Linked DNA regions of Homo sapiens: region 1 is linked to region 2. Evidence: read pairs that join two places in POLR2A ChIA-PET (ENCODE). Cell type or tissue: HepG2. All regions are shown on one strand. Links, peaks and the distances in the headings refer to the core of each region. The heading gives the core; the rest is flanking DNA.

The links. ChIA-PET counts read pairs that join two places held together with the same protein. Peaks named below come from ENCODE experiments on the same cell type or tissue, not always from the same donor. Only the 100,000 strongest peaks of a DNase experiment are listed, where the experiment ranks them.
Region 1: POLR2A ChIA-PET joins it to region 2 with 6 read pairs; 1 of 35 experiments calls an interaction of 5 or more read pairs at or near these places.

What each region holds. Positions count from the first base shown.
Region 1 is chr16:10,614,111-10,619,481 of GRCh38, reverse strand. No RefSeq gene overlaps it. Among named protein-coding and RNA genes, the nearest start is that of EMP2, 36 kb to the right of the region's middle. In HepG2, for the core only: no CTCF peak of the experiment used is centred there; a DNase peak (open chromatin) is centred at 2,171; H3K4me3 peaks cover 1,626 bases.
Region 2 is chr16:10,303,450-10,308,820 of GRCh38, reverse strand. No RefSeq gene overlaps it. Among named protein-coding and RNA genes, the nearest start is that of ATF7IP2, 80 kb to the left of the region's middle. In HepG2, for the core only: no CTCF peak of the experiment used is centred there; DNase peaks (open chromatin) are centred at 170 and 2,080.

The DNA of each region.
Region 1 (5,371 bases), core at 142-5,141, 310 kb before region 2:
GGATCCCCCTGCTCCCCGTTTCCTCCTCAAGACTTTGGAGCATATGAGGTGGTGGTAGGAGCGCGGGGCTGAGTCAGGTGCAGGGATGAGGACTCTGCCCGAGGAGCCGCATGCCTGCTCCTCTGAGCTCCCTGCGGCCCATCAGTTAGCGTCTTGGCAGGTGACCCCTTCTGGGCTGGAGGAGGTGGGTGGAATGTGTGTCGGGGGATGGGGGGTAGACCTGACATCACCTTCTGGAGAGCAAAGGGGTTTTTGGCAGTAGGACCAACAGGTTCCCTAGGGGGTGCCCACCCACCGCTGGGTCTGGGGGGATGCTGAGGCAGACACAGCCGGTGGGAGATGCCAAAACCCAGTCTACAGCTTTCTGTCTGCCAAGACAAGGAGAGGAGCGGAGCTGGGGCCTCCAGGCCACTTGGGCTTCCCCTCCTCCCTCTGCCAAGGCCTGCAGAAGCCGGGCTAGCCAGGGCCCGATAGGAAGAGGGAATTGGGAGAGAAGCCTGATTCTGCCAGAACCTGTCACGGGGCCTGTATGGCTCAGTACAGGCATCTGCTGAATGAGAAACCTTTTCAAAACAACGATCACAGCAGGCCTCTTGCACAAAACCCTCCCAGGGCTCCCCAGGGCTCCTAGGACACCCCATCTGCGGCTTCAACTCACTGCCACTTCTCCAGCTCCCCATTACCCCCGAGCTGCACTTTCCCACATCAGGGTCTTCGCGCGTGCTGTTCCCTCCTCCCTGAACATTGGTCCGTGTCCCTCCCTTCTTCCCCCAGTTCACAGCCTTGTGCTTGAGGTCACAGCTGTCAGTCAGTTTCCCAGGAAAGCCTTACTGGATCTCGCTGATGGGTCCTGTCAGCTTCTTTTTTTCCCCAGTCCAGTAGATTTCCTTTCCTTAGAATGTAGTTTCCCAAACTGCCTTGAAAATAGAGTCATGTGAAATATATATGTTTTAAAAATACAGATTGCTTGACCCTTTCCTATCCCTAGAGTCAGAAGCTCGGAGAGAGGGAGATGGGTGATGTTGAACCACCACCACGGGCTGGCAGCAGAGGGACGCCCCTACCCTAGGTTCTAAGCGCCAGGAAGTGGGCACCACCATTTCTTTATCGTTGCAACCCCACCTCCAGCACAGTGTCTGGCATGGGATCTGGCTCAAGACATTTTTATTAAGTGGATGGATGGCTATAGAATGAATGAAATTAGTCACAGTAACTAACTGTGATTCAATTCTGAGCATACTGTACTTCTTACCCGGCCTACGCAAGACTAGCCCACAAGAAGAATGCCAAGGTGGATGATGTGGGCGCTGGGAATCAGAGCTGAGAGAGAGTGAACAGGATGTTAATAAAACCCAAATGGGGTCCAGGATTGAGGCGAGTATGGGAAGAGGACACAAGTACCCACCCTGATGTAGCTGGACCCACCTCCTGCTGGGAGGGCATCTCTCCCCAAAGTCAGGTGGAGGCAGAGAATCGGTTACACCTGTTGGGGAACTGATGACCCAGACAGGACAGGGTAACAATGACAGCAATGAAGATGTGCCTTTTGGGCATCGGGATATTGCTAGGCAACTGCTTTGAGCATTTTGCACTTCAGGTCATGCATTCTAGTAGCTGCACCTGCTCCCTTGCTCCCTCTCCCTCTCCAGATCCTGCCATGCACCGCTTTCCTCTCTTTTCCCTCCCCTTCCAGTTCCTCCAAGTGTTAAACTTGGAATTGAAGTATTCCTTTCACCACGGTATGTCCTGGATTTCAAACAGCTCCTCTCTCCCTGCCAATCTCTCCATCGGAGCCCCTCTCCGTCTGTATTTGTTAATTTCAGGTTCTGTGAACATCGCCTCTGCTCTGGAGGTCAGGTGTGGTGGTGGGGCTCCTCCATCTGCTGTGAGAGTGTAGGGGTGAAGGGAGGAGGGACTGGGGGTAGCAGAAGGAGCCAGCCTCTTTCCCCAGCTCTCCTGCCTCTTGGCTTCCTACCCTGCAGCCAGGCCAGCACCCACAAGAGGCTGCAGCCTGCATTTCAGGATTTCTAGCTTGGCAGGGCGCCTGAGGGGGCAGGAAATGGAAAGAGAGGGCGGGAGGAGCCACAGGCTTTCCCAGTGCCCTGCCCAGGCTGGGATGAACAGTATCTTTGAGATCAAAAACCAACTGGCCCACACCCTGCAGAGCTGGCCTTGTCCCTGCCCCTTGATGGGAGGGGAGGGCTGAATCTGCAAAGTAGGAGGAGTGGGAGGTAGGGGCGCTAGGGAGTGGGTGGCCCCTGCTGTCACTGGGCCCAGGGGTTACTGTCAGGCCCCACCCCCGGGAGACAGAAAGGAGGCATTTCAGAGCTGGGTGGGCTGTGCTGACACTGAACGCTTGTTTGTCTGCCGCCCACACTCTCTGGGAATCGCCTGTGTGGCCAGGCACCCCAGGCGGAGGTTGCCGCTAACAGGAGGCCTGTGCCCATCGGCTCCCCCTCCCCAGAGGGGCAGCTCTGAGAGTGCCCCAAAGGACAAGGGACTGGGATTCTCAGTGGTGACCTTTGGGGCAGGACAGGGAGAGACCAGGGTAAGCCAGAGCCCTGGACTTTGCCAGGCCTCGTGAACAAAGCACCCAAAAAGTTTTAATAAAAGGCTCTGAAGACTCTGCCAACCTCCACCTCCGCCCCCCCCAGGAGAGTGTGGCCAACTGGGTGACTTGAGGGTGAAGGGTGAGAGCGTTGGACAGGCCAGGACTCGCTCCTGCTGCTGCGGGCTCCCTGGAGCAGGCGTCCCGGGAAATCAAAAATCCTCAGCCCACTCCTGAGTGCATTTCACAGAAGCAGTCTGAGCTCTGCCCTTCCTTTCTTGAAGACTGGCCTCCAGCTCACATGGGGCCCAGAAAGGAGCCCCCAGCTCCCCGGAAATCCTGGATCCAGGATTTCACAAGACAGCGAGCATTAGGGCTCCACAGAGCATTTGCTGAAGTTCTTTTTTTTTTTTTTTTTCTCAAAATGTGCGCCTTGGCTGGGATTCCCTGGGGGCAGAGAGGTGAGATGTGTTCACAGCCAGGAGGTCACAGCCCTCCTGACTCAGGTAGGGTGGAACAGACTGGGTAGGTGGCATCTTGGATTCTGACTTTGCTCTCTTAATCTATGGTCTTATTTACGGCTGGCTTCATGGACATTCACCTGTACAATCACACAGAAGTGCCATCTTAAAATTCCTTGTAATATTGAACAAGGAACTCTGTGTTTTCATTTTGCGCTGAGCCCTGAAAATTATGTAGCCGATCCTGGTCTTAAAACACAAGGGGCCGGGTGCAGTGGCTCACACCAGTAATCCCAGCACTTTGGGAGGTCAAGGCAGGTGGATCACCTGAGGTCAGGAGTTCGAAACCAGACTGACCGATATGGTAAAACCCTGTCTCCACTAACAATACAAAAGTTAGCTGGGCGTGGTGGCATGCACCTGTTGTCCCAGCTACTTGGGAGGCTGAGACAGGAGAATCACTTGAACCCGGGAGTTGGAGGTTGCAGTGAGTCGAGATCGCGCCACTGCACTCCCACCTGGGTGACAGAGTGAGACTCCGTCTTAAAAAACAAAACAAAACCTCAAGGAAAAATTAGTGGCTCTAAAATTCCTATTTAGGAGAAGCTTTGAAGTAAAAGGCTCATTAGGAGTGAGATCTAGGCAATTTATTCTGAAGCTGCACTTGGATAATAATGATAACAATAACAAAAGCAGCATATTCTTATAGCACTTATTAGGTACCAGTCACTCTTCTAAATGCTTTATGTGGGGCCAGCTGCGGTGGCTCAAACCTGTAATCCCAGCACTATGGGAGGCTGAGGGGGGCAGATACTTGAGGTCAAGAGTTAGAGACCAGCTTGGCCAACATGGTGAAAAACCCCATCTCTACTAAAAATACAAAAATTAGCCAGATGTGGTGGTGGGTGCCCATAATCCCAGCTACTCTGAGGCTGAGGCAGGAGAATCGCTTGAATCCAGGAGGTGGAGGTTGCAGTGAGCCGAGATTGTGCCACTGCACTCCAGCCTGGGCAACAGAGTGAGATTCCTTCTCAAATAAATAAATGCTTTATATGAGTTAGCCCATTTAATCTCCTTCCTTAGCATATCAATTATACTATTTTTCATCAGAACTACTACTATTCCGATTTTATAGAAAAGGAAACTGAGGCTTATTAAAACTAAAGAAGTGGCCAGGTGTGGTGTTTCATGCCTGTAATCTCAGCACTTTGGGAGACTGAGATGGGAGGATTACTCGAGTCCAGGAGTTTGAGACCAGCCTGGACAGCAGAGTGAGACCCTGTCTCTACAAAAAATCAAAAAATTATCCAGGCATGATGGCGTGCACCTGTGCACCTGTAGTCTCAGCTACTTAGGAGGCTGAGGCAGAACGACTGCTTGAGCCCAGGAGGCCAAGGTTGCAGTGAGCTGTGATTGCACTGCTGCACTCCAGCCTTGGGTGACAAAGCAAGACACTGCCTCAAAAAAAGAAAGAAAGAGAGGAAGGGAGGAAGGGAGGGAGGAAGGAAGGAAGGGAGGGAAGGAGGGAGGGAGGGATGGAAGGAGGAAGGAAGGAAGGAGGGAAGGAAGGAAGGAAGGAAAGAAGGAAAGAAGGAAAGAAGGAAGGAGGAAAGGAGTTAAAGAAGTGGCCCAATAAATCCTGGGCAGTTTGGCTCCACCACCCTTCACCCTCTGCTAGCACTCCTGTTTGTATTTAAAGTGGGTTTCTTGTGGACAACACATAGTTAGGTCTTGATTTTTCTAATCCATTCTGAGGTCTCTGTCTTTAATTGGTGTATTTAGACCATTCACATTTAAAGTGATTGTTGATGTAGTTGGATTAATACCTACCACATTTGTAACTACTTTGCATTCAGTACACTTGTTTTTACTTTTAAAAAATCTTCTCTTTTTCTACCTTCTCTGGTTTTGAGTGTTTTATGTGATTCCATATTCTCTCCTTTCTTAGCATATCAATTATACTTCTTTTAAGCAACTTTTTGGTGGTTGACCTAGAGGTTTTGTAATATACATTTACAAGTAATCTGAGTCCACTTTCTTGTTTGTTTTGTTTTGTGGGTTTTTTTTTTTTTTTTTCCAGGCTGGAGTGCAGTGGCACAATCTCAGCTCACTGCAACCTCTGCCTCTGGGGTTCAAGTGATCCTCCCACCTCAGCCTCCCGCAGGAGGAGTAGCAGGATTACAGGTGCTCGCCACCACACCCAGCTAATTTTTGTAATTTTAGTAGAAACTGGGTTTTACCCTGTTGGCCAGGCTGGTCTTGAACTCCTGACCTCAAGTGATCCTCCTGCCTCAGCCTCCCAAAGTGCTGGGATTACAGGTATGAGCCACCGCACCTAGCCCCTGAGTTCACTTTCAAATAA
Region 2 (5,371 bases), core at 119-5,118:
CCGCTTACAGACTTGGGTAATTACAGGTCAGGACGGGACAGGTCTTTGCTTGCTGCAAAAAGGGACAGGCAATGTGGCTAGCTGCTAAGGAGGGAATTTCCTGGGTTCAGGCGGTTAGGCCTGAACTTGTCTGGTAGGGTGTTTCTCACAGCCGAGACCCACTGGAATTTTCCACTCTGACTAGGGTTGCGAAATGGCAGGGGTTTACAACATGGTGCAGCTTGGAATAACAACTATGTGCTGGGCAGTAGAAATGAAAAGTGCCTAGACACATCCCTTGGCTGCTCGAAATCTAGAGGGGAAGAGACACAGACAAGTTGTGGTCTAATAAAAAAAAAATTGGTTTTTGGCCAGGCATGGTGGCTTATGCCTATAATCCCAGCACTTTGGGAGACTGAGGTGGGAGGATCACCTGAAGTCAGGAGTTCGAGACCAGCCTGGCCAACATGGCGAAACCCCGTCTCTACTAACAACACAAACATTAGCTGGGTGTGGTGGTGCGCGCCTGTAATTCCAGCTACTTTGGGAGGCTGGGGCAGGAGAATCACTTGAACCCGGGTGGTGGAGGTTGCAGTGAGCTGAGATTGTGCCATTGCACTCCAGCGTGGGTGACAAGAAACTCCATCTTGAAAAAAAAAGAAATATTTGGTTTTTGTCCCCAGTTCCTGGTACTGAGCTCCTAAAACGCTTAGAGTTTTCTGAGTGATGGGAGTGCCTTTTTTTTTTTTTTTTTTTTTTTTGAGACAGGGTCTCACTCTGTTGCCCAGGTTGCAGTGCACTGGTGTGATTTCAGTTCACTGCAAACTCTGCCTACCAAGCCCAAGCTGGTCTTGAACTCCTGGACTCAAGCAATCTTCCTGCCTTGGCCTCCCAAAGGGTTGGGATTATAGGTATGAGCCACTGTGCTTGGCCTGGAGTGTCTTTTGTTATCCATAAGGAGCCCTTTTCCATCACACCTGAGTTCATGCCAATAAGGTGACTTAGAGTAGTTCCCCTATATAGCTTCAGGATGGGGTTGGTCATCAGAAGACCAAGGAAGGCCAACTGCAGGGGCTTACACCTGTGATCCCAGTACTTTGGGTGGCTCAGGTGGGAGGATTACTTGGGTCCAGAAGTTCCAAACCAGCGTGGGCAACATAGGGAGACCGTATCTCTACAGAAACTAAAAAATTAGCTAGGCATGGTGATGCACATCCGTAGTCCCGGATACTCAAGAGGCTGAGGAGGGAGGATCATTTAAGCCCAATAGTTCAAGGCTGCAGTGAGCTGTAATTGTGCCATTGCATTCCAGCCTGGGCAACTGAACAAGACTTTGACTCAAAAAGAAGAAGAAGAAAAAAAAAGACCAAGTGGTTGGAGTGTTGAAATTTTTTTTTTTTTTTTTTAGATAAGAGTCTCGCTCTGTCGCCCAGGCTGGAGTGCAGTGGCACGATCTCGGCTCACCGCAAGCTCTGCCTCCCGGGTTCACGCCATTCTCCTGCCTCAGCCTCCCAAGTAGCTGGGACTACAGGCGCCCACCACCACGCCCGGCTAATTTTTTTTTGTATTTTTAGTAGAGACGGGGTTTCACCGTGTTAGCTAGGATGGTCTCGATCTCCTGACCTCGTGATCCTCCCGCCTTTTAACAACAGACATTGAGCTTGAGAAAAACTCTTGAACAATGAGGTCTGGGAAGCTTCTAGATGGGTGAACACACTGAAGTGCTGGGAGGCTGATGAGCCCAGGGAGTGCAAGAAAGCTTCATGCACGCGCCCCCATCACCCAATACCTGTCCCATGCATCTCTTCTAGCTGGCCATTCCTGAGTTATGTCCTTTTTTTTTTTTTTTTGAAACGGAGTCTTGCTCTGTCACCCAGGCTGGAGTACAGTGGCGCGACCTCGGCTCATTGCAACCTCCGCCTCCTGGGTTCAAGCGATTCTCCTACCTCATCCTCCAAAGTAGCTGAGATTACAGGTGCTCGCCACCATGCCTGGCTAATCTTTTTTTGTATTTTAGTAGGGACAGTATTTCACTGTCTGGCTGGTCTCAAAGTCCTGACCTCAAATGACCCGCCTATGTTTTTTTGTTTGTTTGTTTGAGACTGGGTCTCATTTTGTCTCACAGGCTGGAGTGCAGTGGCCTGATTACAGCTCACAGTAGCCTTGACCTCCTGGGCTCAAGTGATCCTCCTACCTCACCCTACCAAGTAGCTGAAACTATAGGCAGGCACCCACACGCCGGGCTAATTTTTGTGTTTTTTGTAGTGATGGGGTTTCCCTAGATTGCCCAGGCTGGTCTCAGACTCCTGAACTGAAGCCACCTGCCCACCTCAGCCTCCCAAAGTGCTAGGATGACAGGCCTGCTTACATATTTTCAATACATACAACAACAGTACAGGCAACTTTTATACTACAAGGGCAGAGTTGAATAGCTGTCACGTAGACTGTGTGGTTCATAAAGGCGAAATATTTACTGTCTGGCCCTTTATAGAAAAAGTTTGCCAACCCTTGACCTTATTACATTGTTGATGATGATGAAGTCATAAACAAATATGAAATAAAACATTTTTTAATAAAAAAATAAAAGCACCGTGTCTCCACAAAAAAATACAAAAATTAGCTGGGTGCAGTGGCACATGACTGCATTCTCAGCCACTTGAGAGGGTGAGGTGGGAGGATTGACTGAGCCCAAGAGGGCAAGGCTGTAGTGAGCCATGACTGTGCCACTGCACTTCAGCCTGGGTGACAGAGTAACACCCTGCCTCAAAAATAAATAAATAAATCAATAAAATAAATAAAACTGGCCAAGAACGGGGGCTCACACCCATAATCTCAGCACTTTGAGAGGCTGCAGTGGGAGGGTTGCCTGAATCCAGGAGGTTGAGACCAGCCTGGGCAACGAAGCTAGATCCTGTTTCTACAAAAAACGTAAAAAAAATTGCTGGGCATCACGGTGCACGCCTGTGGTCCCGGCCACTCGAGAGGCTAAGGCTGGAGGATTGCTTGAGCTCAAGAGTTCCAGACAAGCTAGGGCAACACAGCAAGACCCCGTCTATAAAAAATAATAATTTAGGTCGGGTGTGGTGGCTCACGCCTGTAATCCCAGCACTTTGGGAAGCCGAGGTGGGCAAATCACCTCAGGTCAGGAGTTCAAGATGAGCCAGGCCAACATGGTGAAACCCCATCTCTACTAAAAATATAAAAATTAGCCAGGCATAGTGGCAGGTGCCTGTAATTCCAGCTACTCGGGAGGCTGAGGAAGGAGAATTGCTTGAACGCAGTAGACGGAGGCTGCAGTGAGCCAAGATCGCACCATTGCACTCCAGCCTGGGGAACAAGGGCGAAACTCTGTCTCAAATAATAATAATAATTTTTAAAAAGTAGACAAGGTCTTGTTCTGTTGCCTAGGCTGGAGTGCAGTGGCATGATTATAACTCACTGCAACCTCTACCTCCCAGGCTCAAGCGATTCTCCCTCCTCAGCCTCTTGAGTAGCTGAGACTATAGGCATGTGCTACCACACCTGGCTAATTTTTAATTTTACACACACAGGGTCTCACTGTGTTTCCCAGGCTGATCTGAAACCGCTGGGCTGAAGCAGCATCCCACCTCAGCCTCCTAAAAATGTTGCAATTACAGGTGTGAGCCACCGCACCTGGCCAGGACATTTTGAATACAAATGTTTAGATCAGAATTATATCAACATGGCTGGCCGGGCCTGGTGGCTCATGCCTGTAATCCCAGCACTTTGGGAGGCCGAGGCGGGCAGATCACCTGAGGTTGGGAGTTCGAGACCAGCCTGACCAGCATGGAGAAATCCCCGTCTCTACTAAAAATACAAAATTAGCTGGGCGTGTTGGCACATGCCTGTAATCCCAGCTACTCGGGAGGCTGAGACAGGAGAATCACTTGAACCCAGGAGGCGGAGGTTGTGGTGAGCCAAGATCGTGCCATTGCACTCCAGCCTCGGCAACAAGATCGAAACTCCAGCCGGGCGTGGTGGTTCACACCTGTGATCCCAGCACTTTGGGAGGCCGAGGTGGGCAGATCCCGAGGTCAGGAGATTGAGACCATCCTGGCTGACACAGTGAAACTCCTTCTCTACCAAAAAAAAAAAATACAAAAAATTAGCCGGGCGTGGTGGTGGGCGCCTTAGTTCCAGCTTCTCGGGAGGCTGAGGCAGGAGAATGGCGTGAACCTGGGAGGTGGAGCTTGCAGTGAGCCGAGATTGCGCCACTGCACTCCAGCCTGGGCGATAGAGGGAGACTCCGTCTCAAAAAAAAAAAAAAAAAAAAAAAGCGCGAAACTGCTTCTCAATAAATAAATAAATAAATACATACATAAATAAATAAAACATGGCTGAATTATCAATGAGAAAGCATTATCCAAAGTAAACTCTACTAAGCCAGTTTAATTTTGTGATCAATTATCTACGTGGATCCATTAAACTATTCTAATTTTCCCCAAACTTTTTAAAATTTTAATTTACTGAAATTGGTGGCATGGAATCAATTGCTTTTCTTTATGTAATCTACTTTTTTCCCATATTGCACATACTAATTATAATTTACAACTGGTTTCATTGTGAGACCATTATTTCAGCTAAGTCCTATTTTCCTGGGATAAATTATCAAAGATACACATTTAGTGCAGAAAATTAGAATGTTTTGTCGATTTTTAGCTAGAAGCAAATTTGACCTTCTGAGATGTTTAGTTGTTTTTGGTGTTAATTTGTATTGATAATTTATAGCTGTAGTATTCATTATTATTTGAATCAAAGAATGATAGTTTGCATTTATTTCTTAGTTACTTGATGAGAAAATTGTAAGGTGTTTTGTTAGGTGGAGAGACTAGGAGAGATAGAAATGGGGAAAAATGGGGAAGGAGTGGGAAGAGGAGAGTGGAGAGAAGGAAAGAAAGAAAGAGGGAAGAGAGAGAGATGTGGAGGTCAAGTGGAAGCCAGAGAGGATGGAAATGGAACTATGTTGGCCAGGCGCAGTGGCTCACGCCTGTAATCCTAGCACTTTGGAAGGCCATGGTGGGCAGATCACCTGAGGTCAGGAGTTCAAGACCAGCCTGGCCAACATCGTGAAACCCCGTCTCTACTAAAAATACAAAAATTAGCTGGGTGTGGTGGCACATGCCCATAGTTCCAGCTACTTGGGAGGCTGAGATAGGAAAATAGCTTGAACCCAGGAGAAGGAGTTTGCAGTGGGCCGAGATCGCGTCATTGCACTCCAGCCTGGGTGACAGAGGAGACTCCATCTCAAAAAAAAAAAAAAAAAAAAAAGAAATGGGACTATGTTGAAATGAGGGACTGAAGAGAGATAGAAAGAGAAGGATACACTAGGGGCCAAAATATCCTCCAGGTCACAATGTTGGATTCAAACCTG